Regions from separate parts of the Homo sapiens genome. Here region 1 is linked to region 2. Evidence: chromatin loops called from intact Hi-C (ENCODE). Cell type or tissue: GM12878. All regions are shown on one strand. Links, peaks and the distances in the headings refer to the core of each region. The heading gives the core; the rest is flanking DNA. Region 1 holds the start of LOC105378530 (a long non-coding RNA gene). Region 2 overlaps LINC02641 (long intergenic non-protein coding RNA 2641).

Region 1 (12,199 bases), core at 4,713-9,712, 150 kb before region 2:
TTGCTGTTCCTCTGACTGGAGCAATTCCTGTCCTCCATGGCTTGCTCCAGCACTGCAAATGCCCCTCCTCAGACAGGCCAGCCCTCACCCCAACCCCTCCCCATCTTGAACTTAATGACCATCATCGCCTTTTCACCTGGCTTTGTCATCATTGCATGTATTATGACATGACATATCATTATAGTTCCCTTGTTTGTCTCCCCACCAAAATACAAGCTCCACACAGGTGGATACTTTTATCTTACTTACGTTGTATTGTATCCTCCACACCTAAGATTGTGCCTGCACAGGATATTTCATAAGTGATAGATTCCTGCTTTACAGATACAGAAACTGAGGCTCAATGAAATCACATCCTTTACCAATAACCCACAGCTCTGGAGCTGAGACTGGTCCCTGGGCAGTGGTGTGCTGGCAAATGTCTTAAACCCAGCTCTCCAGGGTAGCGGGAGGTCTTGGTTGCATTTGCTGATGTCCATGGTGTAAATACTTCCACCAGGGCCTACTTCAAATCACCAAGGTGACGTCACTGAATGCGAGGTTCGGAAGGATGCACCCCTGCGCTCTGGAAGGAAGCCAGTGTCAGCCAACTCAGCACCCACTGCCCGGCTACCTCGTGTTCCTTCATCTTCGTCACTCCGCACTTTGAGTGAAATAACTCCTTCTTCGCTTTCCCCTCTAAATCCCACCTACCTCACTCCGCACTTAACACATCAGGTGAAATAACTCCTTCACTTTCCCCCTTCAAATCCTATCTCACATTGAAGAAAACAGTCCGAGCCAAGTCTCTGCATGTCTCTGGGCCTCAGTTTCCCCGTCCATATGGTGGGATGACTTCTAAGCCGTGTCTCTCCGCCATCATCCTTGCCTGAAGTCTGGGAGCCCTGGTCATGCGCACTGCCCCTGTGGACCACCAGGGAGCAGCCTTTCCCCACCAAAGACACTGGCCTCTCCGAGTTCCCGTCGGTGTCCTTCTTGGACACAGCCTGGGTATTGTGGGGCCTTGCCTGGCTTATGAATCGGCGATTGTGCCCAGCCCCGAGCGGGCATCTACAGAAAGGGCCCATTGTCTGCAGTGAGGCTTTTTGTTCCAGCAGTGGCCTGGGGAAACTGGGATTGGGCTGGGGGCCTGACTGGTTCCCAGGGGCTCCTGGTGGGTGTTGGGGTGTGAACCCAGGCGGACCCCTCTCCGCTCTCCCCCGCTGTCCGCCCCGATCCCATCTACCAGGCTGCTGTGCCGGGCACCGCTCACCTGTGCCTCGGCTCTGTCCGAGATTCTCGCCCCTGCAGACCTCCTCTGCCACCCTCTGAGGCCCATAGCACGTGCTCCTTCCTCCAGGCCGGGGTTCCTGTTACTTCCTTTAGCCTCATTCAATCCAACTGCACTTTAAGAGGGTAGGTGTCGGGAGCTGGGCTTCTCCCTGAGATTTTGGCTCCAGGCATTACCGCAGCCCGGTTTTCTTTTCCCTTTCACTGCAGCGGAGGGACGCCCAGGCTTTGGGCGCCGCCTGGGTCTGCAGCAGAGGCAGTGGCCTAACCCTGAGAGGTAGCCCAAGGTCAGGCCAGGGTCTGCGTCCTCCCCTCAGCTCTGCTGTCACAGACGACTGTGAACCCGCGGAGCTCCCATCTCTGGAGCCTGGCCTGGGCCAGCGGCTCACAGTGCTGCGTGCGCAGTGCCTGGCTCAATCCCACCTGCAGCCTGGGAAGTCACAGGGTCACCCAGGGCTCCACGGCCTCCCTGACCACAAAAGGGGAATCGCTGCAGCTCCTGGCAGTGGGCGTGGTCCCCTGTGAGGCTCCGGGGCTTCCAACACCTGAAAATGTAAGCTAAGTGTGTTCTGGGAATGGTGAGGCCTCATCTTACTCTTTTTTTTTTTTTTTTTTTTAACTATCTCTTGCTTCAACCCAGGGCAAGATCTGGAACTGAACCTTCAAAGGAAAGAGGGAGGAGGGTGGGAGGGTGCCTGTCACCTCCCCGAGGGTAGACCTGGGTTTCAGTCCCTGTTCGGCTGGCCATGGGAGTCAGGGATCTCCCTGCTGCCATCTCTGAACCTCGGCTTCCTCTACTGTTAAATGGGGGTTAAAAAGATGCTCTTCTCATTCTGGGGGTGGAGGGAGAGTCAGGATTAGAGCTATTTTCAGTCTCTGACATGTGAAGCTGGGGCTGCATAAGAATCTGTAGGGTATTTTATTAGCAGAAAAATTGTTGTATATAAATGTCATCTGGCTGTACCTAATCCTGTCCTTAGTGCATCAGAAGTGACAGTTAGTACAGGCAAGGAAAGCTCTAGCTTTCCATGACTACTAATCCCACAGAAACTAAAGCAAATTATTCACTGCGGGACAAGAATTTATTGTTAAAACATTTGACCCTGGTGTTTAAAAATATAAGCAGCTTTTTTGGAGGACACTGGTGGGTTTGAAAGTGACCATTTGGGGCAACAGCATGGTGAGTCTCTCTTGGTCCTTAAACCTGAAGCCAAGCCTGCTTTTTCACCTCCTGTGACCCCTGAAATGCCCGTGCGTAAGTGGGCCCAAGATACCCCCGGCAGCCCCTGATGCCCCTGGGGAGGGAGTCGGCCTGTTGATTGCAGCTTCTAGAATTCAGTCTCTTGTATGCTGTCTCTATTATAACACCATGCCTAATGCTGAGATTGCATTTTTCGGGGGCTTTGTTTTTCTAAATTGTTTATCCCCTTGACTCAGGTGAAGAGCAGATGGCATTAGAGAAACTGAGGCAAATGGTCAGTCTGCCATGCTGGGCTGAGGGATGGTGACATGGGGCACCCCTGCCCTGGCCTGGGGCTCAGCCCTCCCAAGACATGCTGGTGCCCAGGCTCCCCCAACCCTGCTGTTCTGGGTGGAACAGTCCTGTGACTTCAGTCAAAGGAGACACACCAAGCATGGCCCCTGGCTCAGGAGGGCTCCCCCCTTGCCCCCCTTCTGGCAGGAGGTCAGGGGACTGCACGGAGGAGCCAGCAACTGCTGGGGCCCCATCTTCCCACCTGGCAGCAGCGTTACCCCCTCCCTACTTCACCTCTCAATGCCTTTATCTGTCAGAGCCCAGAGGAAAAGACCCCGCCTCCATGAGGCCCTCCATGGTCCCATCAGCATGTTTCTGAGAGACACCCTGGTGGATGTCATTGCCCCAAATCTTCTGTTCCATTTAAGATTCTTGGTGGAAACTTAAGGCAAATGTTGGGAGGATACTGGATAGTCCATGATGAAACTGGGCTTCAGAGGGCTGGGAGCTCCTGGGAGTCCACCCACCCTCCTTCTCTGGGTGGCTGCTACAGATTCAAACTCCCAGAGGAGAGTCCATTTGGCCAGTGAGGACCACAGGCCGCCTCATTGTTGAGAGTGGGGCGGTCACAGAGCTGGACAGAACAACACCAACAGGGAGGCAGGGTGCCCCAGGTGAGCCAGGAGGACACACACGCCAGGGTCAGCTAGGCACCCCTTCCCGGGCCTGGGGCTCAGCCCTCCCCGAGGCATGCTGGTGCCCAGGCTTTCGGCGAGCCTGGTGGGGCTGCAGGAATGGAGTTCCCCCTCGGACACCTGAGACGTCACCCGGTTGGGGAGTGTCAAGTGCGGGGCAAACACCTGCACAGGCCAAGGCTCTGGAGGCTACGCCCGCTACCCCCGGATAATGGTGCTCAGAAGAAGTCCAGGAAACTTAACTCTCGCTTGCCTTCCAGTGAACGGGAGCATGGGGTCTGTCCACACTCCCCCACAACACAGGGCGATTGTTGTAGAGCAGAGCTGGACATGCCCCCGGCCCTGTTTACAAGGTGGCATCCAGGGGTCTGCACTGTGTTTCCGGTACACTGGGGCTTGTTCATTTTCAAAGGACCCTCGGAAGGGGAGAATGTTCTCAGCGGTTTATGCTTTCTCGGATGAGCTGTGCATTGCTGCTCCTTTGGGGCTGCAAATCTTTTCAGCCACGAAGACAAAACAGTTCCTCCCGCTTTGTTCTTCTCAACCCTCAAAGAAGCCCCTTTCAGGGTGAGGCTTGTCAGCTGTGTCTTTGGGAACCTGGAATCAGCAGAGGCCTGGGTCACTTCCCCCATGGCTTCTAAGCCTCCAAAGGCCCACAGCATGCGGTTCACACTCTGAGGTTGGCACCAGCCCTGGACCAGGCCCTGGCTCCTCGCCAGCCTCCCTCCTGCCATTCTCCTGTCTCCTGACCTCCCTCTGTACCTGGGGACAACTCAAACCAAGCACTATTCTGCAAAGGTATCTCGGTCCCTGACCCCAGCCCTGGACAGGCACTGCACTGGGCAGGTGCTGGGTGCCCCAGGAGTGTCTCCCCGTGAGTACGTAGTGAGTGCATGGGGACAGTGCAAGCCCCTGGGGCACCTGCGCAGGAGGCAGGTGGAGACGGTGGTTTGCTCATCAGCCCTTGAAGTAAATGTGGAGGTCCATCTCTGGGTAGGAAGAGAAGAGGTTTAAACAGGACAGTTTGAAGCGGTAAATGATGGAATGCGATGACGGAGCAGAGTGATCACCCTCCTTCTCCCCCAGCCAGATGTCTTATGTGGGAGAGAGGATTACACCCCTGGGTGAGTTACTGCCAACTGTACTTCCAAGCAGATTCAAGACCCAGGTTGGCAGGAGCAGGGCACAACCCACAGAAGGCAGCCAGTGTGCTTGGTTCTGGTCCAAGCCCCCATTCCACCTGCCCACTGAGCATCCCTGGGCAAATCAGGTCACTTCTCCAAGTCCAATTTCCTCATCTGCAAAAGGTGCATCTGTCTTGAGGAACTGCCAAAATAATCCACCATGAGAAGGCAGCAAAGTCCACCTGGCCCACGGTTGGGGCTCAACAAATGTCAGATGCATTTTTATGAATTGGAATCTTATTCAAAACAACTGAGAAGGTGCAAAAGGTGGGTGCTTAACTCCAGGTGCACTTTGCCAGTTCTAAAAGTGCCCCGGGTGCCGTCGTTTATTTTATTCAAAATCCTTGATGTGGCCTTGAGCAGGGATTCAGTACAACAGGTCAGAGCTCATACCTGGGAGTCCCATACACTTTCATCCTGAGGCTGCCTCCCCCAGCTCTGTGATCGTGGGCAGTTTTGCCTTGTCAGTTTCAATCCTGTGGTATCCCCTGTGCCCAAGACAGTGCCTGACACACGTAGATATTCAATAAATGTTTGCTGGTTGAATTTAAGTTACTCAACATTACTGGGTCTCCACTTCTGCCTCTGTGAAATAGAAATTATAAAAAACCTGCCTCAAAGGGCTGTTGTGAAAATTAAATGAGATGACCCAGAAAATGCGCACAGCACGCAACTTATTAAAAGCTACCTGACAAGGAGTCAGCTCTGATCTAAGGATCATTCCCCTTGAGTTCATAGAGGCTCTCGGATAACCAGAATCCTCAGTTATGCAGAGCAATCATCACATCCATGAGCTTGTTGCCTCTTCACGAACCACAGGAATTTTACCTTTCAATCGAAACCTCTAGAAACCTATTTGTTAAAATAAAATTCAGTCTGTCTTGGCAAAACCCTAAGAGCATGTGGAGGAGAACACAGAGGCAAGTGTTGGGATGGATATTTGGCCTCAAGTGTAAGGATACGGCCCCGGGGCCCTGGCGAGAGGGCGCACATGCTGGGAGTCTGGGTGGCTGTGACTTGAATTCTCAGAACAGACAGTTCAGGAAAAGCGAGCAAGTCCAGAGATGTTCTCTCCGCCAATATTGAAATTGCCTTTGGAAACTTTTCACAGGCTGCTAAGCCAAGTGAGAGAAAGAAAATTGAGGGTTTATGTATTTTTTAAATCAAAGAATCCTAATTCCAATAAAAAATAATGCCCTTCCATGGCCAATTGCCATCTCCTCAGCTTCTTCGTTTCTTTTTAATAAAAATTTTTATTGTGCACATTAGGTTAACCAGACCTATGCACACCCTCTCTCTGAAACTCTGAGTCACTCAAGGGGAACCACTCCTGGCTTATGCCTGGATTTTGAATCAGGACGGCTCCCTGGGAAAGAAGTCAGTTCATGTGAGCTCTCCAGAGATCAAGTTGGGCAGCTCTTCTGATCAGAAGCTAAGGGACTAAGCATTTTATTTATTTATTATTTTGAGATGGAGTCTCTCTCTGTCACCCAGGCTGGAGAGCAGTGGCGCAATCTCAGCTCACTGGAACCACCACTTCCCGGGTTCAAGCGATTCTGCTGCCTCGGCTGTTTAAAGTAAAAGATGCTGGTTTTGATGGCACTGAAGCCATTGCATGCACTGCCCGCTGGTCCCCAGTTAGATTCCCAAGATCCAAAGTCAGGAGGAAGCTTGGGACCTGGGGGGAGGGAGCTGGGGCTGCACGGTGCTCTCTGAATATATTTTTCATGAGAATATTTCATTTGCATGAGGCAGACAGGAACGGTCTGAATTCTGTGACTGCTACTTGTTGTCCGTGTGACCTCAGGCAAATTAGTTAACTTCTCTGCATCTCAGTTTCATCACCTGTCAAATGTGGAGGAATAATACCTGCCTCCCAGTGTGGTTGGGAAGGTCCAAGCATATGCTATATGTAAAGTCTCTAGCACGGGGCTGCGGGAAGCTGATGATGCCCAATACATGGTGTTAATAAGATGATTATGATCATGATGCATATGAATGTTGTCAGTAGCAAACCCCAGCATTTGTCATCCCTCAAACCATTATTAAGTGTTGGAAGTGGGTGGGTAAGTTCACAGGTGCATCAGCTATTGCTGCATAACAGCCAATCCCAAAATCCAGTGGCTTAAAATGATAATCATTTATTATTTATAGCCATGAGTCAAGGCTGAGGGTTGGGAGATCTCCTCTGGACTCAACTGATTTTGGATGAGTTTGGTTGTGAATCCAAGGGTGTTTGGCTGTTGGCTGGTGTAGGCTGGTCTCATCGAAGGCTACTGCAGCACACCAGTGGTGCAAGAGAGAGCAGGCAGACTATGAACATCCTCTTGAGAGCTAGGCTCAGAACGAGTACACCCTCACACCTGCCACTGGCTATTGGTCAAAGCAAGTCCTGAGGCCAGTCCAGATTCTCAGGTAGGAAACAGGCTCCACCTCTTCAATGTGGGAAACTTCTGTCACAGAGCAGTAAGCGTGGGCACTGAAATCGGTGAGGAACTGCGGCCACTGAGGCAGCCAGCCCCACTGGCTTTGTGGGCCTGAGTAAAATCGAGAGTAAAATCGAGGCACAACCCCAAGGGCTTTGTGGGCCTGAGTAAAATTGAGGGTATCCTGTGAAAGCTTGGCCTTTCCAGCATCAATCATGCAGAGATCTGTGCCTCTGCAGAGCGCCTGCTTGACACCAGCCCCTGCTCCACCCATGGAGGCCTTTCCTGGGGCTTCCGGGCCTTGAGGGGCCAGGCCTATAGCACTTTTCAGAGGTACAGAGTGTTTTTTGGGACAGGAGCTAAGCCATGGCTGATCCAGAGAGCCAGGTGTTGGCCACAGAGGCTAAGTTTCCTCGAAGCCCCTGAGCCTTTGGCCAGTGACCGCTCTATTCTGCTGGGTGTGTAGTGAAGGGTGGGGCAGAGTCAGCAGCCTCCAAGGTTGGGGGAGGTGGCTCTGGCTGTGTGACACAGTCACAACAAATATCCCTGAAGTCCTGCCACTGTCCGAGCCTTATCTCTGCCTCCACACACTGACAGAAGCACTCCCTCCCTGCAGTGCCCTTCAAGGTGGCCAACAGCCTGGTGGCCTCATCTACAGCACTTACCTGGTTCAGCAGAGAAGCTGGTTCTCTATGGTCATCCAGCTACAAGGACTGCACCTCCCTCAAAGGGACTGTAAGGGATGCCCCCAGCCTCCTCATACAACTGTGACTGTCCTGGTCTTCATTCACTGACACAACCAAAGCTGAGACCTTCCATAACCAGACAGCAGGCTCTTGGTCACCTGTAGATCCTGGAGGGCTTCAAGGGACAAACATGGTGGCAAATGTGGGGCATCTTCAAGAGAGGACCACACTGTGAAGGGGACATGCAGCTGTGGCTGCAGATTTGCCTTGTCATGGGGCGAAGGCACATGCAGTGTGGGGGCTTTTTAAAAATCTGAGAGTCAGCCGGGCGCGGTGGCTCACGCCTGTAATCCCAGCACTTTGGGAGGCTGAGGCGGGCAGATCATGAGGTCAGGAGATCGAGACCATCCTGGCTAACACAGTGAAACCCCGTCCCTCTAAAAATGCAAAAAAAAAAAAAAAATAGCTGGGCATGGTGGCGGGCGCCTGTAGTCCCAGCTACTCTGGAGGCTGAGGCCGGAGAATGGCGTGAACCCAGGAGGTGGAGCTTGCAGTGAGCCGAGATCATGCCACTGCACTCCAGCCTGGGCGACAGAGTGAGACTCCGTCTCAAAAAAAAAAAAAAAAAATCTGAGAGTCAAGAGAGCAGAGTGGCTTTGGGGCCAGACAGCCATTGGATGTGGGCTCAGCCACCATTCACCAGCTGTGTGACATGGCTGAGTCAGTCATGGAAATGGGAGTATGAGATCACCTACCTCCTACAGGAAGTGGGGTACCTTGAGGACAGAATGGGCACACAGCTCTGGGCACAGATAAGGCGGCTGTGAAACGGTCAACGTTACCATTGCCAACCCAAGGGGAGGCAAGAAGAAGCCATGGAAACCTAGGGGCCTCCTGAGAACGTTTCTGTCTTCTCGGGAAACAGGGCAGTGTATTTTGTAGACTTGCGCTCCTTCCTGAACTCTGTTTCTGTCCTTGTCCCTGGATTAACTCTCCACCCAGCAGCCAGAATGACTTTTAGGAAGCCAAGTCAGCTCACGCCACCCTTGTGGTCAAAACCTCCCAGTGACCTCCCAATGTCAAGGCACTTAGAATAACATTCCCATTCCTTCTGATGGCCTGTACGATGGCCCTGTCACTCTCCTCCTCCTCTGCTCCCCTTCCCTTGCTCACCTGGCTGCAGGTCAGGGCTCCTTGCTGCTCCCTGAAACTGCCAAGCTCATTCCTTCCCTCTGCATGGCCTTTGCCCGGCTGATCCTCCCCATCCCTGCCTGGCATGCTCTCCCCTCGGAACATGGCGTGGCTCACTCTTGTACATCCTTCCGGTCTCTGCTCAAACATCACTGTTGGGACAAGTCTTGTCTAACCCCAGCCCTGTCATCACCTCGAACCCCATCCAGCTTAGCTTCAGTCACAGTGTTTCACTTTCAGAAATGATACATCTATAGTCGATTGTTTGAACGATTTTTAACTATGGCAGGGGATTTCTCTTGTTCCCTAGTGCTAGGATGATGCCTGCCACACAGGAGGCCGACAGCTGGACACACGAGTCTGTAATATGAGGCTTATAGGTTCTTTGAAGGCTCAAAGGGCTACCTCATCTAACCCTTACAGGGATCCTCTAATACAGAAAGAATAGTAGTCCCATTCTACAGATGAGGACAGCAAGGCTTAGGAGCTGACACAACTTGCCCGGACCACAAGACTAGTGGATCCGAGACAGGAACCCGGTCCCCTGGCTCAGGCTTAGTGTTCTGCCCAGTGCCTCCTGGGTGTGCCTGCCTGTGTGAGGAATGCCTGGCGGCTGCCAGAGCCAACCCGCCTCCAGGGCCCAAGGCCAGGTGCACTCCCAGGTTTGCCCACTACAAACAAAGGGAGACTTTGGGTGCCAGTTGTTTTAGGACCCTGGGAATCACAAGAGCAGTTGTTGTAGACGATGCAGCAGGCACTCCCAGTGAGCACATTATATGGGGGTTGTCACGGTCACAGGGAGCCGCATCATTTACATGCTAATGACAGAGCCGGTGCAGGAGACCCGGGTTGGAGCGGGATGGTACCCACCAGAAATCGCACACTTTGTCTTATGGCCATTTCCATTTTCACAAATTCTGAAACTAAAACAGGACTTTTCTCTTACTTGGAGCAGATGTTAATTTGCAATGCAGAAGCCTCCATTTGTCGATGATTTTCCATTATCCCTATAATTGCCCCCACATACAGTGCTCGATAAAGTTTTAAACCTGTCCTCTGGGAACACCAAGTCAATAATGGGATCATTGATTAGGTTGTGAAAATGGTCTCCTAGCACTAGGAAGATTCACTGCGGAATCCTGGGACAGGGGCCTTGATGTGGCTGTTTCTGTCCCGTGCCTTGGGTCTCCCTGGATCTGCAGATTAGGAAGGGGCCGAGGCAATCAGAGGCCATGTTTTTACTGAAGATGAGCCTGGGAGGCAATTGGACACCAGAAGACTTTTCCAAGCATCTGTAGCCACCGCCCCCCAAAAAAGTGCTTTGGTGGCCCTGGAGTGGGTCACTGTAGTTTATGTGTGGCAAAGACACCCTCTGGTTTCTAGCTGTGTGACCTTGGGCAAGTCACCTACCATCTCTAAGCCTCAGGTTCCTTGTGTGTATGATAAAGGAAATAATAACGCCTTTGCCTATCTCCCAAGGGGGTTGGGAGGATGAAAGGACAGAAATCAAAGATGTGCTAAATGCATTTGCAGACTCTGACACACATTCTGTGCTAGCTGATGTGGTTAGCTCTTTGAAACTTGAAGTGAACTTTCCAGGTTACAGTTTGCGGGATCTGCCTTCCTGATGTCAGTAACTGACATTTTAACAAGCATTACTAAGCACTTCCCATGGTGCAGACACTGCGCAAGGGAAGGACTGAAGAAACAAAGCTGATTAAAACATGGGCCTGTCCTCAAGGAGCTCCCAGCACACAGAGAGGAAGCAGGTCATTGCCATAAGTCATGCTCAGTATCCTGTCAAGACCAGCCCAGGATCAGGGAGCCTGAGAAGGCCAGGGGAGGGGAGACTTTAGGCTTTCAGGATGGAATGACTACAGTGTGAAAAATGCCTATGAGTATGATTATTATTACCTCCACTTTACAGACTATATAGAATCAAGTCTCTGAGAGTTAAGTTATATGACAAATGAAGGATGAAGTTGGCCTTGAGCTAGGGTGACCAACAGTCCTGGTTTGTCTTGGACTTACAGGGTTAAAAATAGTTAAGTTCCAGGAAAACGGAGATGATTTGGTCACCCCACTTTGAGTTATGCCCGACTCTGTGGTCTTATCACTGCTCTGCTCAAAGCACAGGGACAGGCTGTTTCTGTTGGCGAAACACCTTGCTGAGCTGTAGTTCCCTGTTGGAGGTTCAAGGCCAATCTCGGTGTATCTGTATATTGTTGCTCTAATACCTAATACCTTTCTACATCCTTCCAACATCCTAATCTCAGTGCTGGTTGGAGGAGGGAAGCACAGAGGCTATAGGCTTCAATTATGGGAAAATAGGGGGTTGTAACTTGCCCAAGGTCACAGGCTGAGATGGGGCAGAATGGGGATGCCAAGTTCAGCACTCTTGCCCTTTTGTCCTTGTTCTCCACCTTTGGTGAAGGCCTCCTGAGAGCACCATAAGAAATACAAGCTTCTATTTGAGTTTGTGTGAGATACTGTTTGGGTTTCCCATGAGTTGCTGGCTCAGCACTTGATTGGCATGTGAGCAAGCCAATGAGATTGAAGTGAGAGCTGGCTGGGTGGGCCACTCAGAGTGGTAGGCAGAATTGGCAGTTAAGGAAAGAAGCAGAAATGTATAAGTTTCCATGTGCTTCTCAGGGGCCAGGCTTCCTCAGAACCCTTCCCTTCCAGCTTGATTCGCTGTTATGATCCAACAGCGACATTGTGAAAGGCAACACCAGACATTGTGAAAGACATGACTAAGAGGTGTGCTAGACGGCACAGCTCTTTCCGGGGCACCCTTTTGGATCCATGTATCTCAGAACAAGTAGTTCCTCTGGAACCCACCAGGGGAGGGCTATTCTCTGTTAGGAAGACAACTGATGGTGTGGCCAGAAGAAACAAGGAAAAGCCCTGGTCTAACTTCTCTGCATTCTTCTTACTCCCATAAAGCAGGATGGCCTTCAACTCAGAATCGCAGGCTATTCCAGCAGGATGGAACCCTTGGCCTCAACATCATGGGATGGTTGAAGACATGAAAGTCCTGTTTTGCCCCTTCCAGTTTCTTGGTCACCCCCTAAAACCATACGGTTGAGAAATAAAGGAGACGAGGATGTACTGCATTCCCTTTTCCTCTCATTGCTATCTAGCATGGTTGAAAGCACTGCTTCTTACTTGCTAAAGCCCTTTAGGAAGTTTCCACACTTACGGCCTTAGGCCCTAAAGCAGCAGGCCATTTGCAAACTTTAGTGTTTATCAGCATCACTGCTGATTTTGAACA
Region 2 (12,199 bases), core at 4,249-9,248:
GACTCCTGAGCCACTGGGAGACTAAAGGGAGAAGCATATGTCTGATCAAGGAAAAAAAGTCCACGGCTATGGACAAGAGAATCTGTTTGGTAGACTAAAGTCACCCTGAAATTCTGGGGTTTTAAATAACACATACTCACTTAAGATCTGGCATATGTATTTATACAAAAGACTAGAGCTTCTGGCCAGGAGTCAAGAACAGCCTGTCTGCCCGTGACGCCTAATTACAAATTGGGCTGGAGTTGGGGAGGGGGGTTGGCTATTTGGCAGTAGAAGCAATCATGAACTGCTTTGCAAAAACTGAAATAGAATAAGAAAAATATAATAGGATTCCCTAAGAAAGTGTAGAAGCTGGAAAGAGGCTTTGAGATCCTCCACTCACCTCCCACTTTACTCCCCTAGCTGGCTCCCTCCATCCCCACCATCCCTCCACCTCCTCGGAAGCCTGAGTCCCAGAAAATTAAGCCATGAGTCCAAGTTCATCCAGCTGAAAATCAGGAAGGGCTGCAGCTCAGACCCTGCTGTCTGCACTCCTGGGGTGCGGTGCTTTCCATTCCAGCAAATTTGCTTTGGGGGAAAAGATTTTGATGACAAATGGGCTCTATGCCTTAGAAAAAGCTTCCCTGCAGGAGTTCCTTAAAAAGTCGTTTGTCCTAATATATTTATAGCACAATTTGGCTTCTTAAAAAAAATTGTTTTCATGTCATGAATAGATCCATGGCAAAAAGCAAGGCCTTTTTGCAGAAAACAAAGACTGCTGACATCCTGACCTTGTCTAATGCAAACCTTTTAATTTTGACATAGAGCATCTTGACACTTCACCTCTACCAGGGATTTCCAGTCTGGCTGTCCATCAAAACCATTTGGGGGCTTGCTAGTAATGAGAATCATAGATTCCTAGACTCCAAGCCAGGCCTGCTGAATCAGAATCTATAGGAATGGAGTCCAGGAATTCATATTTTAGAATCTTCCTCGATGACTCAGATGCAGTCTGACACTCGTTCAATGACCACTATTTAGGAACTACTATCCATATCATAGAATATACCAGAGTGAAACTCGCTATTGCATTACAGTAGGTTGCCCTAGAAGAGGGTGCTCCATTGACCCAACCATCAGGGAATTTGTTATGATGACTGAAGAGAGGAAGAAAAATATCATTTATCCCCCAATGGCCTGTTTAGTTTTTGACTGTAGCCTGTTCAAGATGTTAAACATCTTTAAACATCATGTATACATCCAGTTTCTTCCTGAGACTGGAATTCAGTGCAGAGATTTCATGCAGGAAATATTGAGGAATCCAGTGCAGAGGTCTCATTTGTCCCTAAGCCACATGTCTTTAATTTCAGGGACATTCTGCCCTCATCCACATTTACCATCTCTCACCAGGCACTCAGAGACCTCCCTCCAAAGCTCCCAAGCTTTTTTGAGGTTGGGAAGGGAACACTGAATTTTATTTTAAATCTCTTTCATCTTTCCTCTCCTCACCTCAAAATAAAAATTGATCTCTAAGGAGCACAGGTATTGGCTTAACTCGTTCTGAATTACCCTAATCTGGAGTGACTCTTTGTCACTCATCATTTTACAGGTAGCAAGTCACATACCTATTATCCTGTTATCTCCTCCCAGAAAAGAACATTCTAATGGGAACTTGCTGTTCTGTTTTGCCAGCACCCTCAGCAACCAGGCTTCAGAGCCCCTGCTAGGAATGTTATGGGGACTGAAGGTTTCAGACTCCCCCCACGCCTTACACAAACGAGGAGAGAATCAGGTTTCTCACCACTGGCCACAGCAAGGTGGCCATGGGCCCTGCACTTCGAGTAGAGGGGGCCTGGCTTTGGGAGTCAGGCAGACCTGGGTTCAGATCACGGCATTGCTACTGGGTCACATGGATAAAATGAAGGGTCACATTCATTTTATCCGTCTAGGTCTGGTTCATGCTCTGTAAAATGGAAACAATGTTACCTCTGGTACTGGAGTTAGGGGATGTGTATGAAGAGACAGATGATGATTTTGAAAATAATGTAGCTCTATATTAAAACGCTGTGGTTTGCATTACATTTTAATTGGGAGAACAAGATAAAACAGGATGCTCAGTTGAGTTTCAAATAAACAACAGATGACTTTTCATTATAAGTTTGTCTCATGCAATATTTGGGACAAACTTATAACTAAGAAATTATCGCTTGTTTGTCAGAAATTTGAGTTTAACTGAGCTTCCTGTACTGTTACTTCCTAAATCTGGCAACCCTAATTTTAATGGAACATTTTGTTAACAGGGATGAATTAAATTCCTAGACAAGGAAAAGAATTGCTGACTTTAAGAAAATAAAAATAAAACCAGCTTTATTGAGATAAAATTTATCAGCCATATGATTCACTCAAAACAATGTTCTTAGTATAGTATTGTATAACCATAACCATAGCCTGAGTTTAGAACATTTCCATAACCTGACAAAGAAGCCCAGTACCCATGAGCAGTTACTCCCAGTCACTCCCACCTGTCACCCCCAGCCCTACAAGGAATCTGCTTTCCATCTCCACAGGTTTGTCTATCCTGGACACTTTGTATGAGTGAAGTCATTCAGTATGTGGTATTTTGTAATGTCTTCTTTCACTCCGAATAACTTTTTCAACATTCATTAATGTCGTAGTATTGTTGCTTATATCAGTTTTCTGTTATTTTTTATTGCCAAATAATATTCCATTGTATGAATAAACCACACTTTGTTTATCCATTCATCAGATGATGGGTGCTTGGGTTGTTCTGCTTTGCAGCTACTATAAATAATGCTGCTATGAACATTCATGGACGAGTTTTCATGAGGACATATGTTTTCATTTCTCAGATATATACCTAGGAGTGGAATTCCTGGGTCACATGGTAACTCCATTTAACTTGGAATTGCCACACTGTTTTCCAAAGTAGCTACAGCAATGCATGAAGGTTGCAATTTCTCCACATCTTCATCAACACTTACTATTGTCTATCTTTTTGGCTCTAGACATCTCGTGGGTACGTAGTGGTTTGTTACTGTGATTTTGCTTTGTATTTCTTTAATGACTAACAAAACTGAGCATCTTTCCATGTGCTTACTGGCCATTTGTTTATCTTCTTTGGAGAAATGTCTATTCAGATCGTTTGCCCTTTTGTAAGATTGCACTATTTGTCTTTTTATTATTGAGTTGTACAGTTTTTATATTTTCTGTATACGAGTCCCTTATCAGATATATTATTTGCAAATATTTTTCCCATTCTATGGATTGTCTTTCCACTTCCTTAATGACACCACCTGTGGTACAAAAATTTTTAATTTTTATGAGTCCAATTTGTCCATTTCTTCCTTTTGTTGCTTGTGCTTTGAATGTCGTATCTAAGTCATTGCCTAACCCAAATCATGAAGATTTACTCTTTGTTTAATCTGCTGACAGGTTTTCAGGCTCTTTCACTTACACTGGATTTAGAAACCTCTTTGTTCCTAAATGCTTGGAGGGAAAATGAGGTTGTGGAGTGGAGTGGGGAAGAGATGTATGTGTGACTTATAAATAAAAACAGGTATTGAAATACAAAGTAAAATGCCCCTCCAACTTACTCACCCAACAATAATCTTCAGTGTGATTTCCAAATGATCTTTCCACCACAGAAGTTAACCATAAAAATGCCCCTAACATATCCAACATCCCCCTTCCCTCTATCAGCCCCTGGAACTGGCTGGACTGCATAGGGTGAGGCTAGTGCAAAGAGTTTCTTGCCAAGATGACAAGAGGGGCTAAGACTGGAGAGATTAGTAAAGTCAGAGCTAGGAGAGTTGAGGTCCAAATGCCAGCAACAGAAAGGGTGCCTAACACATTGAGAGCAGAGGGGAAAAGGAAGCAAAAGCAAGCAGAGAGATTCCAGAGTCACAAAGCCAAGGGTTTAGGACGGTGGGACAAGATGAAGTGGAAGCAGGTTAGAATCAGTTGTAGAGAGATGAAGGGTATTGAGAAGGAGGGAGTGAGTAGCTGAAGCAATGGTCTGAAAACCCCAGAATTCAAGGCTTCCTGGCCTATGGCTCATCAGAAATGTGAGTCAAGAGTAGGTCAGTCCACTTTCAGGAAATAGGAGTGGGGCAGGAGAATAGGGAACATCAGTAGCCACTGCTCTGGAAAGCCACCACTCCTTTAGATCAGTTACTTTATCTCCTAAACAGTCTCATGAAGGAGTCAATATTGTCTTGCCTATTTTCTAGATATGGACACTTCATCCCTGGAAAATGTATGCATCTAGACTTCTGTTTCCAGCAATATGGAAGCTAATATTATCCAAAGGGCTGTCCTGCTGCACTTATTTTATTGGTAGATTTGTAAGAAATAAGTTTAATGTCCAAGGACCTCGTCCTCACCCCAAAGAAAAACAAACCTGAGCTAAAGAAAACCTGCATTAAGCAGATGGAAAGATGGGGTTGCACTGAGTACAAATGTCAATATCAGCTCTGCAACTGAGACACTAATCGCTAGGCCATCAGCAAGATGGAGGAGCTAAGCCTAAAACTACTATATTAAATTACAGACCCTCAACAGTCTAAAGTGACCCCAAATTCATAGACGTTTTTAGGTCCCAGAAAGAAATCTAATACAAAGACTTTTCGGAGGAAAGCATTTAGATCTATAGGATTCCTACCAATTAAGCACATACAAACATGGCCCCATAATAAAAGACCACCAAATACACAAGAAAATAAGTCACTATGACTTAAAGTTAGCAAACACATCCAACAGTAAACCTGGACTGCCAATATTTCAGAAATTATAATTACTAGTTAGATAATATGAAATAATGTTGCATTAACTGTTAAAGGAAATTAAAATTGGCATTACAAAAATAAGCAAGCAAGAAAAGACCATCAAAATAACCAAAGATATCTAAGAAATAACCCAATAGAACTTTTAGGAATGAAACTATTGTTGAAATCAGAAATGCAATGGATGAGTTAAATAATGGATGAGGCACAACTGAAGAGAGATTAGTGTATTGGAATACAGAGCTGAAGAAATTACCTATTAGTGTAGCACTTCAGTCAAGGAGATGGAAAATATGAAAGAGAAGCTAAGATCTATGAAGGCTAAAATTAAAAGTTCTAAATCACATCTGATAAAAATCACAGAAGGAAAGAATACAGAAAATGGAATTTTTTCAGAGAAAAGTGGCCAAGAAAGTTTCCCAAGTTGATAAAAGACATGAATCCATAAATCCAGGAAGTATACATCCAAAAAGAATAAAAGATATGTGTAGATATAGTGCATTGAAATTGCAGGACACCAAAGACAAAGACGCAATATTAAAAACAGCCAGAAAGAAAAGACAGACCACCCACAAAGACATTAAAGTGACAGCAGACTTCTCAACAATGATAATAACAACCAGGAAACAGTGGAACCATACCATTTCAGTACTGAGAGAACATAAATGTTAACCTAAAATTTGTAACCAACATAGTTTGAAATAAAAAGTAATTTCATAAAATTTTATAAACAAAAAATAAAATGCTTGCTACCAACAGATCTATAGTCAGTAAAATAACATTTAAAAGACATTCATCAGGGAAAAAAATAAAAGATAACAGAAAATGTGTCTATGCTACAAGAAGAAACTGAGCAAATCAAATGGAAAACATACAGGTAAATCTACACAAATTTCTATTTTAACTAAATACTGAACTAAAATACTAAAAAACCACAGCCTGTAAGTCATAAGTATGAAGTATAGGGGGGGATTGCCTGGGGGTTAAAAAGTTTTCTAAAGTCTTATGTTCTTCATTAAAGATTTTGTTTAAAATGCATGTACATGGTAAACTAGGATTGTCCTGAGAAAACACCTGTTGCACCAGCATAAATATTAGCAGCCCCTTTTACTCTCAAAACTGTCCTGGATTGAACGATAAGTTATATTGTCATCCTGCCTATGACACAATCATCCCTCTCTTGGGTACATGTCCTTGTATGTGTGTACTGGGAGATGTGTGCAAAAATGTTCAACAAGAGGGACACTGCTTAGTGGTGTTTTGTAAGCTGCTTAGTCTTCTCACAGAAGGAGATGATGGAGATTAGGGAAACATATGGAACTCTTCACAGTCATGATTAAGAATGGGAGCTGGAAAGTGAGCCTGCCTAACTTTTCATCCCCATGCCACCACTTCCCAGCTCTGAGCCCATGGTCAAGTTGCCAAAGCTCTGTAAGCCTCAGTTTCCTCACATGGAAGATTTGGATAATCACCTACCATGCAGGGTTGTTGGGAGGTCCATTAGCATTCATAACAGAAACTAACATTTAATGAACACTTACTATAGCCACAGGTCTGCTGTGAGTTTTATGTATATAGCTCATTTAATCCTCATGATGACCTTGAAGGTGGGTATTATTATTATTCTCATTTTATAGGTGAGATACCTGAGGCCACATTGAACAACCTATCCAAGGTCACAGAACAAGCACATCTTGGGCCAACACAAAACCTGGGCATCCTGGCAGGAGTGAGGGGCTTTCGGCCACAGAGCCTGGTGCACCATGAGTGCTCAGTACCTGAGTGAGTAAATGGTGGTGATGATGATCATGGTGGTGGTGCCATTCCTATCAGATCAACAGGGGGTAGCAAGGATGGAGGCCTGTAGACTCTCTAGAAAAGGTGACACCGGGGCCCACTGGCACCCAATACATTTTCTAATGCTGCCGGGCTTGAAGCACAGTGTCCCCTCCAGCCAGTTGCTGGTGGCTCCATATTCCAGCTGTGCTTGGAAACATCTTCTGGTGGGCTTTTCAAACACCGCACGCTACCAAGATCCTAAGCCAGTTCCCCAGTTTCACAGAAACGTGTGCAAGCCTGAAGGAAGAGACAGGAGTCTCTCGTTTGGCTTGTGTTTTCAGGCATGATTTACTGTTAAACTTCAGGCAGGGAAACCAACATAAGAAGCAGATGAGAGTCCAGATGAAATACTCACTTCTCCTTTTTCAGTCAAGCACTAGGAGGAGTGTCTAAGGGCTCCCAAATTAATCTCCCATAACATTGCCACCTGGACTGACCTCTGTGTGGCCCTGCCTGTGGCCTTGTTCCTCTTTTGAGTTCTGACTTTCAGTCCTGACTTTCAACAGACCAAATAATGAAAGAAGTGAGCTATCGTCCTTACAGATGAGAAAACAGAGATTCCTCCTGAGGCAAAGGAGCCACAAAGGAGGAGAAGGGGAACTGGGATCTGGAAGGGGATGGCTGCCTCAGGGATCCAGTGACTTTGCTCCACCCAAAAGGTTATGTTGCCTAGGAAGTTTCATGAGCAGGAGAGAGGCGAGAAGTCCTTGTCATAGTAAAATATGGGGCTGGGGGAGAATAAGGAACCCCCTTCCCTGTTTCCTTCCCTCTTCCCTCCCTCCTCCCTCTCTTCTTTCCTCCCTCCCTCCCTTGATTCCTTGGGAGGGCAGGGTGGATGCTGACCCAGGCCCTGGGTATATCCTGGGAACAGGCCAGCCGATTCTATGCTCTGAAGGAATGTGAGAGCCTGCCCCACAAATCACAGTGGAAGCTGCTGAAGAGAGAACCCCTCACTTCAGCCTCTGCAAGCCCCCACACATCACATACAGGCACCCTGGTGTTGGGTGCTGAGCCTAACGAGGCACTGGTCAGGCCTCTGCAGCTGGCTGGAGGTCCAGCCCCAATTTCAGAGCTATCAAGCCTCAATGCCTACATGTGCCACAGCTCCAAAACCCAGCCTCGTGGTCTTAGGATCCAAGATTTTTTGCATCTTTTAGGTTTAGACAGACCCAGACTCCTGACCTGTATTTTTCTTGCTCTTGGGCCTGGCTCCACTTTCCTCCATACAAAGCTATTTACCAGGAGCTAAACAAAAATGATCTCTCCAATTTGCAGCCACGCTGCCTGGCTTTCTGATGTTAAAAGGCCTGATTTGTTAAAGCCTCAAACAAACCTATTGCCTACGTGGGTTTGGTTTCCAAAAGCTGGTCTAGTTCTCCCAGATAGAGCTGATGAAAAGGAGGTGTGGGGACCCATGCCACCCCTGTATAGAGGACCCCTATAAACTCACGTGCTGCCTGATCTGGGGCATTTGGCAGGAGGGGCTCTGTGGCTGTGCCTCAAATCCTTCCAGGAAGTCCCACCAGCTTTGTCTGCCTGGTCTCCTGTGACACCCCAGTGCATTCAGGCGACTCCCAGGCTGGAACTCACTCAGCCAACCCCTGCATGCCGAGGCCTGTCATGTGCCAGGCGTGTGCTAGGAGCTGGAGATTTTACTCTGAGCAAATTAGACATGGCCCCTGTGCTCCCTGCACTTCCATTCAGGGAGGGAGAGCAATGTTAGCTCAAATCCTACTGGAAGTACTCACCTCCAACTGTAATACTCCATCCCTAACCAAGGAAAAATGCAGTATTGCGGGAGGAGGTGGGAGAGGGCCCTGACGGGGTCTGGGAGGGTAAAGCAAGCTTCTCTGACCTTTGAGCTGAGAGTAGAAGGATGCATGAAGAGGGCAATGCTACTGGGGGTGGAGTCGGGGGCAAGAAGGATGTTTTACAGGAGGCAGCTGCATGTGCCAAGGTCCTGAGGCAGGAGGGAGCACACCTATGCGGGGAGCAGACTGTCCAAGGCCTGGAGTGGAAACTGAGGCTGGAAATGGGGCAGCAGTTGGTCCAGAGCCCCTGCCTACCTCAGCGACTGTGCCCACAGTGCTCTCTCCACCCTGCACACCTGGTGCCTGCAAATCCATGTACCTCCCTTTCCTTCTCTTCCTGCCCAATCCCACACCCCTCCCTCCAAGAAACCTCCCTCATTCCCATACTTGTAAATGTCCACTCCCTGCTCTGAGCCCTCTCCTGATATGGAGACACCAAGAAGTCCACAAACCCAAGCTGGGCCTCCCTACTCACCTGACTGTGCCAGGGAGATGCCCAGACAAAGGGGCCCAGTCCCTGCCCCAGAGGGGGCACCAACAAACCATGACTGAGAGCAGGTGATCAGTACTGGCTTGAAGGTGTGCAGAGGTGCCTTCCCCTCCCCAGTGGAGGCACCAAATACTCCCTGAGCCCCTACTCCACCCTGGGCATGGCTCTAAGTCCTAGGGATGCAGCCGTGAGCTCAACAAGCCTATTCCTGCCTTCATGGGGCTTGTACTCAAGAAGAAGGGGCAGAAATAAACAAATGTGTCTGATGCCAGGTGTTGGTAGGAGATTGAGAAACAAAGCAGGTTATCGAATAGGGAGTGCCAGGTGAGTGTGGTAGTAGAATGGGTTTTTTATTAGAGAACATGGGCTGTCTTCTGACAAAGCACCGACAAGACAAAGTCTTTCCATAGTGAGGGGCTGAGTTGTGAGAATACCTGGGGGTGGAGCAGTGCAGGCAGAGGGAAAGGCAAGTGCAAGGGCCCTGGGGCAGGCCCAAGTGCAGCACGCCTGAGGGGTGGCATGCCACCAGTGCATCTGGAATGAAGTGCAGGGGGCAGGTTAGGAGAGGAGGCTGGGGAGATGATGGAGGGTGTCTCAGGATTGTACCCCAGATTTAATTTATAGAGGCAATTGAGTGACAAGAGAGAGAACCACGAGGTGAAGGACTGGACAGGGCCAAGACACAAAGAGTGAGGCAGAAGCCTAGGCCAGCAGAGCCCTCATTGTGGTTTCCTCAGGAAAGGCCAGGCCAGGCAGAGGAAACAGCCCAGGACCAGCTAGTCTGAATCGTGTTGGGGGACCTCTGGACTCTGGGGTGGTCTCTAGATGCTCGGTATCTGGTTCAGGGGTGGTTTAGGGCAGGGGAAATATTGGTTAGTGTGTGAGTGAGATAGAGAAGGTGAGTGGAGAATGGGCCCTGGACTGGTTGGTTACATGTGAGTGGTGGTGGGCTTGCAGGCAATTTGCTTTCTGGCCAGTAAGGTCCCCAAGATGTCAAAGCATCATAAAATATAGAAAATACCAAACATGATTCATTCCTAGGGGTCCAGAGCGTGCAGGGCCTCACAGGCCACGGGGAAGAGCTGGAATCCCCTCTCAAGGATATAGAAGCCTGTAGATGGGGAGATCTATCTGGGAGTGGCTGAGAAGCTACGGAGGGAGGCTGCCTGTGAGCTGAGTCCAGAGACAAGGGCAGGGACGGGAGGCGCAGGAAGAGGGGGGTAGTGGGAACAAGGACTGTAGGGCGTGACTGTGCATCAGGAAGGGCGAAGGGTCTCGGGGTGTGTGGTCGGGTCAGCAGTGGGAAGTGGAGGCAGGAGCTGGGTTGCAGAGGGCTTGCCTGGAGGGTCGTGGTTGAGATTGAAACCATAGCTCTGAGGCCCAAGAATCAGCTGTCAGAAGTCCCCAGGTTGGAGAGTGGCTGATCAGATCTTTCCACTGCAGGTTATGATTCTTTCTTTTACGTTCTATGGTTGAGCTATACCTTCTCCCTCCGGGACCCTGAGAATTCCTGAGGCCAGAGCCAGTTCTTGTCTCAACTGTGAATCCCCCTTAAACCAGGCCCCATGGCTGTGTGCTTTACACGCGTTAGGTCACATTGTGTCACTTCAGCCCCTGCCAGTGCTCTGGGATAGGCACAGTCTCTGCCTTTATTGAAGGTAACTAAAGCTCAGAAAGTAAATCATGTGCCTAAGGCCACAGAGCTAATATAACACGGAGTCAAGACTCAGACGCACCCAGTGGTGTCCCCGTGAATGTTTAGCCAGTTCTCTGGGAAAAGAGAACTGATTGTTAGTGTTTGCCAATTTCTGTGGTGTAAATACTCCCACCATGGCTGATTCCAAGCTGCCAGCATGAGCTCATGGAAGGCAGAGTTGGGGAGCAACCATTATACAGTATTTCCACCAGAAGGATATTACAGACATAAATAACCTCAAAAGCATAGATCAAGAGTTGGCAAACTTGACCTGGGCTATGGGCCAAATCTAGTGCTACATGTTTATAAATAGTTTTACAGGAGTACAGCCATGCCCATTCTTTGATGCATTGTCTGTGGCTCCTTTTACCTTAAAACAGCAGACCTGAATAGTGTGTCAGAGACAAGAAAGCCTAAAATACTTACTATCTGCACTTTCATAGAAAAACTTTGGAAACCTCTGATACAGATGGTAATACAATGTTATAAAATAATTAGAAAATGATGAGTTTTGAGTATTTATTTTCTGTTTTTGATATAATTTATTTAATTGCAATTTTCTACAATTTCATTTTTAATATATGTTTAAAAACCAGCTGCAAAACACTTACAAATTTAGCAATCCGCTTTTGCAAGCTGGAAATATCCCACTCCGGCACACCACTGAATTACGTCTGCCTCCAAATCATGTGCTCTTTTCTTGACACATTTTCTGAATGAATGAAAGCATGCATGCATGAACAGACAAGTGGTCAGACCGAAAGAGAAGGGCCCTTGGCCTGCATGTTGGGAAATGTTGCAGACTTCAGCAAGAGCACAGATGCCTTCACCAAAGGCCTGATGACTGTAAGAATGAAACTCAGCTGACCTATTTAAAGCAGTTAGAGGAAGAATGGAGACTTAGCAGGTGAGAGAGGGAAACTAGAGAAGGGGCCTTCATAGGGCAATCAGGCCTAATTTTCCACGAGCAGAACCAGGATCAACAGGGCACCACAAAAGGTCTGTGTCCACCTCAGTGCAAGGCCTGTAGGCCCCATTGTCAATAGAAATGAAAGTCTAATTAATAGACACTGTTTTGCCCCATGCTGAATGCACTAAAATCTAACTTGGTTCTTTAAGAAGTGGAGGAGCAGAAGTGGCTTGTGTGAGGACCTTAAATTTTTCTTTAGTAGAAACCTTTATGCCTAACAGGAAATCATTTGAAGTGAAAATCACATAAGCAGAATTATCAGGTCTAAGAGCATGTGACTTGACCCTGTCTTTGGCAAGGGCTGTCTTGGGAATAAAGATGCCTACACTTGAGGTGCTATGCACAAACACAAACACACACATGCACACATTCACACAAATACACACACACACACACACACACACACACACACACACACACACACGCCACGTTAATACTGGGCCTGCCTATTCCCCCCAGTCATGATAGTTCCTGTTGCTTCTCACCCTATTCTATCCCCCTAAAAATACCCCGACACAGTGAAAGACACAGGCCAGAAGTTGAACACACGCTACAGAACCCTGAAAGGGAGATGGGGGCCTTAGAGAAGGCAGAGGACATTTGCAGAATCCT

What was found. Peaks named below come from ENCODE experiments on the same cell type or tissue, not always from the same donor. Only the 100,000 strongest peaks of a DNase experiment are listed, where the experiment ranks them.
Region 1: it touches region 2 in a loop (7-fold over the local background); 2 of 110 quality-filtered maps call a loop at or near these places.

Annotation. Positions count from the first base shown.
Region 1 is chr10:123,548,247-123,560,445 of GRCh38, reverse strand. LINC02641 (long intergenic non-protein coding RNA 2641) reads right to left here. Exons shown (of 12, transcript XR_007062326.1): 10 at 7,714-7,909; 11 at 250-4,035. LOC105378530 (a long non-coding RNA gene) reads left to right here and starts at 1,756. Exons shown (of 3, transcript XR_946395.3): 1 at 1,756-1,822. RefSeq lists enhancers at 1,381-2,099, 6,683-6,742, 9,016-9,525, 9,526-10,036. In GM12878, for the core only: a CTCF peak has its summit at 4,788; DNase peaks (open chromatin) are centred at 6,465 and 7,095; H3K4me3 peaks cover 1,075 bases; H3K27ac peaks cover 3,242 bases.
Region 2 is chr10:123,397,635-123,409,833 of GRCh38, reverse strand. The region is part of intron 6 of LINC02641 (long intergenic non-protein coding RNA 2641); the gene reads right to left. Among named protein-coding and RNA genes, the nearest start is that of LINC02641, 56 kb to the right of the region's middle. RefSeq lists enhancers at 6,699-6,788, 11,440-11,749. In GM12878, for the core only: no CTCF peak of the experiment used is centred there; a DNase peak (open chromatin) is centred at 7,013; H3K4me3 peaks cover 508 bases; H3K27ac peaks cover 3,590 bases.